Regions from separate parts of the Homo sapiens genome. Here regions 1 and 2 are each linked to region 3. Evidence: chromatin loops called from intact Hi-C (ENCODE). Cell type or tissue: Caco-2. All regions are shown on one strand. Region 1 has its middle 9.3 kb from the start of CEP295. Region 2 has its middle 28 kb from the start of SLC36A4. Region 3 has its middle 66 kb from the start of SLC36A4.

Region 1 (2,500 bases), 520 kb before region 3:
CTTTGAAATCTCATCTCCAGTAATACTTAGCAAGTTTCAAGCTTCTATTCTGCCCCTGCCTTTTCCCCCACTTTCTTTTTCTCTACCCTCCCATCTTTGCTCCTAAGACTTCACTATTGGGATTTCACTTTTGGGATTTTCCCCAAGCTCTCTGATAGGGATCTATGCATCCTGCACATTCTCTCCTCAGCTTTATTAAAGAGCTAAGGGCTTCACAATCTAATGTCATCAAGCCGCCAGGCCCAGGTCAGAAGAGGTGTGTACCTTTTCAGTAAATGTCCCTCTTTCACCTTCAACCCTAGTCACGGCACGCCAATCTCAGGAAGACCTAAATAACAAACAAAACCATACACATTTCACTGAGAGCAGAATTACCACCATCATGCCCATTCTACAGATGACAAAATTCACGCTCAGAAAGGCTAAATAGCTTGCCTGTTATTACTCATCTTGTCAACCACAAGAGGAGCACTCAATCCCTGGTCTTTTGACTCAAAATCTAAGGGTCTTTTTGCCAGCACAAATGCATACTAACATGTTAAAAAGAGTCACCTTTTGGGCTAGGAAATTTTGCATTCCTTTCCTTCAAGAACGGTAGGTTCCAGGCCAGGCATAGTGGCTCACATCTGTAATCCCAGCACTTTGGGAAGCCAAGGCAGGCAGATCACTTGAGCTCAGGAGTTTGAGACCCGCCTGGGCAACATAGTGAAACCTTATCTCTACTAACAATAAAAAAAAAATTAGCTGGGTGTGGTGGCATGTGCCTGTGGTCCCAATTACTCAAGAGGCTGAGACGGGAGGATCACTGGAGCCCAGGAGATAGATGCTGAAGTGAGCCATGATCACGCCACTGCACGGCAACTTTTTGAGACCCTGTCTCAAAAAAAAAAAAAAAAAAAGCTATGTTCTAGTTTTATGACATCCATCTCTGTTCTAAGGTATGACTCCTAGATAAACATTTATGATTTTTGAGGGAGCAGGGAAAGCATTTTTGGCACCTGTGCCTTCTGCTCCTCACCCCTGAGATAGCCACAGGCCCCCTTGATGACTCACCTTTATGGCTAGCCTCTCATGGCCTCTCCTGACCCTCATCTACTCTGCATCTCGTCCTTCAGGCTAGCTAGTTCAGGCTGAAGGATTCAGTTAGACTACTCTTCCTAGGCGCATGTTTGCATTTTAAGAAAGACATTCAAAGCCTTAACATAAGGAAGCAAGCAATGGGCCAGTTTAGGCACTGTCCTGCCTTTACATGGTAGTGACAAGGCCGGTAGTAGGAGATGCGGCAAATATCTCAAATGAATCCTTTATGGGTATTTTCTTGCAATTCCAGTTGGAAAAAAAGTGACAGAAATTATAATGTCTGCCACTAGGGGGCGGATTAGCCAAATTTTGGAATATTTGTGGGCGAGTGAGAAGACTCAGAAATTTTTTCTTTTCCTATTCTCACAAATTCCCCTGCATCAGACAAGAGGAGAACAGCATCACCAGAAATAGGAAAAAGCAAAGGCAGCAGCATTGCTACTGGCAAGAGCAGGGTCCCCCATTGTCATCCTCTCGAAATGTGTTAGTGCACGAGGGTAGCACACCCAGGTAACAACAGCCTGGTATTCAGTACCTGTTACGTGCCAGGCACTGTGCTAGGCACTTTACCTACATTGTCTTCCTTGACCCACACAGCAATCTTCTGAGGCAGATTTTTCAAATCATTATTTTACGGGTGAAGGAATAGGCTTGTGAAGGTTAAATACATTGCTCGAAAGCAAGCAGCTAATACGTGGCAGAGTTGGGATTTGTATTGCTGTTTGTGGGGAGTGGTAGATAGGTTAAGGAGGAAGTCTTGAAAGGACTTGATATTAAGTCACCATTCAAAGCCTCTAACAGAGCTTCAGCGAGAGGCACTGCCTGCCTTAGGCAGTGGCTCTAAGGAGAGAAAAGAGTTTTAAGCATATTATATGTGTCTATTGTAAAAAATAATATGGAATATCATAAAGAAGAAAGCAGAAACTATCTTCGAATCTTATGTAGATAAAGCACTTTTAATCATTTTTAGTCAGGACTTGACTATGCTGGTTTTTGTTTTGTTTCGTTTTGCTTTTTATTGTGCATGCATTACCATGTAAATAAATATAGAATCTTCACTAACAGTTTTAATGATTATGTTTTGTTGTTTTGTACTTAAACCCCTTAAATTGCTTACCCAGTACCTGCTGATAAACTTTTTATTAATTTTCAGGTTTTTTACCACTATAAACAATTGTGTAATAAATTCTTTGTGTTTGCTTCTTTCCAAGGTATCTTCTCTTTTATTTATTAGATCTCATCCTATCTCCCTTAATCAAACAGTTGTCCCTGTTTTTCCTTTGCCATTTTTCCTCTCTGTGCTATACTGTTTCTTTAGCAAACAGATATGAGATAATAACGCCCATCTCGTTAAAAAAAATCTTCTTTGGGCCGGGCATAGTAGCTCACACCTGTAATCCCAACACTTTGGGAGGCTGAG
Region 2 (2,500 bases), 94 kb before region 3:
GCCACTGCATTCCAGCCTGGGCAACAGAGCTAGACACTGTCTCAAAAACAAAAACAAAAACAAAAAGTAATTGTGGAGGTGAAATGTGATAAGAGTATTTGGATAAGCCTATTTGGAAGGGCAGGAGAGAAATATAGATGAAGGCAGATTTTTGGATTTGGTCTTTAGAGCTGGAAGGGATTTGCCCATGGAGAGGGGGAGGTTAGAGAATTGGAAAGGGGGATAGTTACATTAGCAAGAGCCCAGAGGAACCAGAGGGCAGGAGATCAGGGGTAGAGTGGTGGAACTAACCTGAGTAGGGAAAGAATGTATCTTCCCACCCAGTGGCCTATGAACCCTAGGGCCTTGTCTTCTGTCTTGATCTGTCTCAAAAGAAACCAAACTGTTAGCCTCTTTCCTAATATTTCTGATGAGCCAACCACAGGATCCTGGTAGGCAGGGTATTGACTTAGGTAGAGTTCTGAATTTGGAGTGGGAAGACAGCTTTAATTTCTTGTTTTTTGCTTGACTTCCTGACTGTGTTATCCTTTCTGAGCAGCAATGTCCTCATCTTTAAAATGAAAAAAATGTACTCCATGTAATAAAGTAGGACAATATATGAAAACACTTTAGAAAGGGACTTGCGATTAGGTAGCTTTTTTGAGGTGTTTGTTTGTTTGTTTGTTTGTCCCTCTGCTCTTAGGATCTGGCAATATTCCAGTGACCAGGAGATCTGGAAGTTGCCAAGAATGTTCTCTGCAACTGCTGGCTTCTAATGAGGCAGCTCACACAGGATTTGCTGTCTTGGATTTAAAAATAAGTGCATCCACAGAGAGATGGACTGTCACCAGAGGTTTGGTAATATAATTAACTGTAGAATGCAAGCCAATGGAAGCCAGCTGGCAATCACTGAAACTTGGGGGTTCGGTAGCTCAGAATGAGTTTGTTATTGAGAATTGTTTATAATAATCAAATTTCCACTAGGTGACAGCAAAGCCCATAATATGATCTAAATCATTGTTCTTCTTGAATAAATAGTGTTTGAGAATCTTCCAAAAGCAGCAGATCCTGCCATTCTGGAGAGAGTAATTATTGCTAAAATTATGACATATGGCCTCGAGATATTGTCATTACTCTTCTGAGATAAATAACTCCAGTTTTAAAAAAACCAATTTTAGTGTTTGACATTCTAAGTCACTTGAATTTATAGAAACAACTATAACAATAATTTAAAAAGCTAATATGTGTTAACCATTTGCTGTGTGCCAGGCACTCTTATAAATGCGCATGGCTCTTGATACTACCCAACCTCTCAGAGGTTTCACAGGGACCACAAGTCCCCTCTTTTAATAAAGAACTAAGTCTTCCCTGGGCCACTTCTGTAACCATAACACTAATTACATAAATACATGCTTGTGGCTGAACTACCCTGCCCAGGAGAGGAGGAGTTTGGTTATGCATATTAATGATTTAGTCAAGAGCCCTTTACAGGGTTTTATGAACAATTTTCAGTTATAATTGGTATTTCTCAGAGCATTTATCTTTTTTAAAAATAACTTTCCCCCTCTTAGACCTATGCTAACCCTTCATTGGGTTCCATGTTGGTGGCTCATTCATCTTGGGACTGTGTTGAGTTTGCGGTAACCTATTGGAGTCTTTTTTTTTAGGGTCTAAGGCGGAGACCCCAGGCAGAGTGAGCTTGACTCATCATGGTACAAAGCCTTTAACCATCAGAAGGAAGTGGGAATTATGGGGGCATTGCTGGTATTTGACTCTGTCCCCTGGCCCCTGGCTCCTGAATGCTTGCCTTGGTTCTAAGCAGAGAAAGGACTGAGAAGTAAAATGGCAGGGCTGTTTCTGGAACACACTAATTCACAGGCAGCCCTGCTTAGTTTGTTTTCTTCAATCAGAATATAACATAAAAACCAGGGAGCTACATAGCTGGCTCCTCTACGGCTACCCATACTGCTTTTCTTTTCTTTTTAATTATTACTATCTCTGAAAGTATGCTATAAATGCATGAGATGAAATTTCCAAAGGTGCAACAGAGCACACAGTTAAAAAGTAAGTTTTACTTCCCACACCTGTTCCCCATAGGAAACCACTGGTTCTCATAGTTACCAGTTTCCAGTAATGTTCAGCCTCAGCAGCCTGGGGATTCCATGCTTGCAGGACAGTGGTAGGGATGCTGGCTGCTGATGGGGGGAGCAGTTAGGAGTAGCTCAGATTGCGGAGTGAGTTAAGCACATGTGACACCTCCTGATGAGGCTCAGGGACTAGGGGCACATGGCGTGTGGGAAAATAAGCCAGGAAACCTTAGGAATTCATAACAAGATGGCCTTATTTGCACCCACAGGCTGGTGTTGCCTGGGGAAGTTGTGTACTATTATTATTGAAATATGTTCTCAGATGAAAGTTAAAAAATAAAGATAAGTATATCTCATTATTTAAGTATATATATATACGTATATATATGTATATACATATTTATATAGGTATATATAAGTATATATATACGTAC
Region 3 (2,500 bases):
CTACAGATACATTTTTTCCTCTCTGAAAAAAAATGTTGGTTGCCAGAGGGAAACATCCTAGGACCTGAAAAATCACAGATGGGAAAATATCTCCATGACACTGATAATGCCAATAAGGACCGTTTCTATCACTTCAAATGTGGTGTATCTCAGCAATAGCCTTAATTATCTTGACAAGCCAGAACTTATCACTTTGGGGATGAACTTTTGCCAATTTCCAATGAAGAGGATAAAGGGTCAGGATTAAAACAAAACAAAACAAGCTGTGGAACAAATGCCTCAGTCATTAGGAATTCAACTTATCCCCAGTATTTGATTATTTTCTTTCTCATTAGAGAAAACAAAACAATGAAATCTTGGGGATGCTTAAAAAATACATCAAGATGCCACAATAGAACATAAGAATTGCTCTACAGCGTGGTCCCCAACCTTTCTGGCACTAGGGACCAGTTTTGTGGAAGACGATTTTTCCACAGATGAGGGCGGAGGGTTGGTTTTGGAGTGAAACTGTTCTACTTCAGATCATCAGGCATTATCAGATCTAGTAAGAGGCGCACAGCCTACATCCCTTGCATGTGCAGTTCATGATAGGGTCCCCGCTCCTATGAGAATCTAATGCTGCTGCTGATCTGACATGAGGCGGAGCTCAGGTGGTAACGCTTGCCAACTGCTCACCTTCTGCTGTGTGGCCTGTTCCTAATGGGCCATGGGACCCATGCTCTACAGAGTGGAATGTAATGAGAGTAGATTAGGAATTTGTCACTAAGCCCAAGTAAAACCAAACTTCCAGGTTTTGATTCCGTTGTGGACTTAAGAGTTTTCCAGGTACTACTCACTCATAAATCTCTCCATTCATTCCCTGTCCATGTTTGAGCTGGACTGAGGTAACATTCTGATAACAGAATTATCAGATGAAGCCCTCAATCACTTGCTGACATTCCTAATGACCTATCATTGTAATTTTGAATTATTTAACTTAGTAGCAATAAAGAGGCAGGAAAGAAACATACTGCATGTAGAACCTACTGCTTCAATTATTGAGCCAAAAACCTAGTGAAAGGTTAACAGTGAGATCAGCCATCTTCAACTGACACGAAATAATTATTCTTACCTTTAATATTACCTTCAGTTTTTATAATTTAAATACATATCATATATCTTTCTGTTCACTTAATGGTCCAAGAGTCCACTTAACAAGTACTAAGTGGTTTGGGGATAACAAAAATATGAGAGGTTGGTGCTGATGAGAGATTGTTGGTGGAATGAATGAGTCTGGGAATTGTCTAGGCTACACAATGCCTGAATGTGGTGAAAGATCGCCCTCAAATGGTTTTTCCTGGTTGTGTCTAGGGACGCTGGAAATGTGTTGAGAACAGGTGCATGAGTGGCAGTGTTACATGTCCTAGGATTTGCATTTGGTGAAAACAAATATGAGGAAGATTAATCTTTTGAGACTTAATATGTGAGTAATAGAAATGATTACATTGGTGTTAAATAAATTACATCATCAGTCATGTTTTAATATTGAGACAGAAGGGCAGTAGGTCAGAAACCTTCTAAATCTGCAGAAGGATGCAAATAATTTTTATTTTTGACAAGAAGATTCACTTGCCAAAATTTCAACCCAAACTTAAAATATTGCATTTTCCCCCGTGGTATTCAGGGCATATTCTCTCAATGGTTACCCTGATAGAGTTCATTGATATTTGTGAAAAAAGAAAGAAATGGAAAAAAAAACCCTATTTTTGGTATCCACATATTTTTGTAAGTCTGGGGCTGGAGATATTTCAACAGCAAGAAACAGGAGAGAAGTTTCCTAGACACTAAGTCTGTTCAGCATTCTTCAATTCAGCCCCATTTTCAAAATTAATTAATGAAATTGCATCTTGATGAATAAGGCTGATAGGAAAAAAATTGTTCTCATGGTGTATTAATCATGACAATTAATATAGCTGCTGCAACAAACCACCCCTAAAATCCTAGTGGCTTAACATAATAAAAGTTTATTTTTTTCTTATGTCACAATGTGCTGTATTATCAAGCTCCTTGCCTCCACATAGGGATGCGGGATCCTGGCTCTTTACACCTGTGTCACTACCATACTGAACACGTGGCCTCTGGGGTCCGCATAGAAGACGATGAAAAAGCACAGGCAATCATGCATGAGCTCTTATGGCTAGGCCTAGAAGAAGGGTACATCACTTCTACCCACTTCCGGTTACCTAGAGCCTAATCACATGGCCCTATGTTATTAATTCCAAGGGAGACTGGGAAATAGAGTCTGTGTGCCCAGAAAGAGGAAATATTATTTTATATTAAAAATCAATTATGCTATTGCTTAAGATCCAAAAAGCATGTGAATTTTAATACTTCAAAGAAACTTTTGAGTTTAAGGATTCCAGCTGAAGTTATACTATAGAATCCTGAGAACCCACATTTGCACTCTGCCATCCTAAGAGGCATCTTTGGTAAAGAAGTTTGAGAAATTAGTAGCGATGGG

Evidence for each region. A loop is a pair of places that touch in the nucleus more often than their neighbours do. Peaks named below come from ENCODE experiments on the same cell type or tissue, not always from the same donor. Only the 100,000 strongest peaks of a DNase experiment are listed, where the experiment ranks them.
Region 1: a loop joins it to region 3, with 7 times the contacts of the local background. A loop is called at or near these places in 2 of 110 quality-filtered maps.
Region 2: it touches region 3 in a loop (16-fold over the local background); 4 of 110 quality-filtered maps call a loop at or near these places.

Annotation. Positions count from the first base shown.
Region 1 is chr11:93,651,130-93,653,629 of GRCh38, reverse strand. No RefSeq gene overlaps it. Among named protein-coding and RNA genes, the nearest start is that of CEP295, 9.3 kb to the left of the region's middle. In Caco-2, CTCF peaks have their summits at 1,192 and 1,394 (motif pointing right); DNase peaks (open chromatin) are centred at 1,069 and 1,365.
Region 2 is chr11:93,224,295-93,226,794 of GRCh38, reverse strand. No RefSeq gene overlaps it. Among named protein-coding and RNA genes, the nearest start is that of SLC36A4, 28 kb to the right of the region's middle. In Caco-2, a CTCF peak has its summit at 949 (motif pointing right); no DNase peak of the experiment used is centred here.
Region 3 is chr11:93,130,737-93,133,236 of GRCh38, reverse strand. No RefSeq gene overlaps it. Among named protein-coding and RNA genes, the nearest start is that of SLC36A4, 66 kb to the left of the region's middle. RefSeq lists a silencer at 1,200-1,494. In Caco-2, no CTCF peak of the experiment used is centred here; a DNase peak (open chromatin) is centred at 1,328.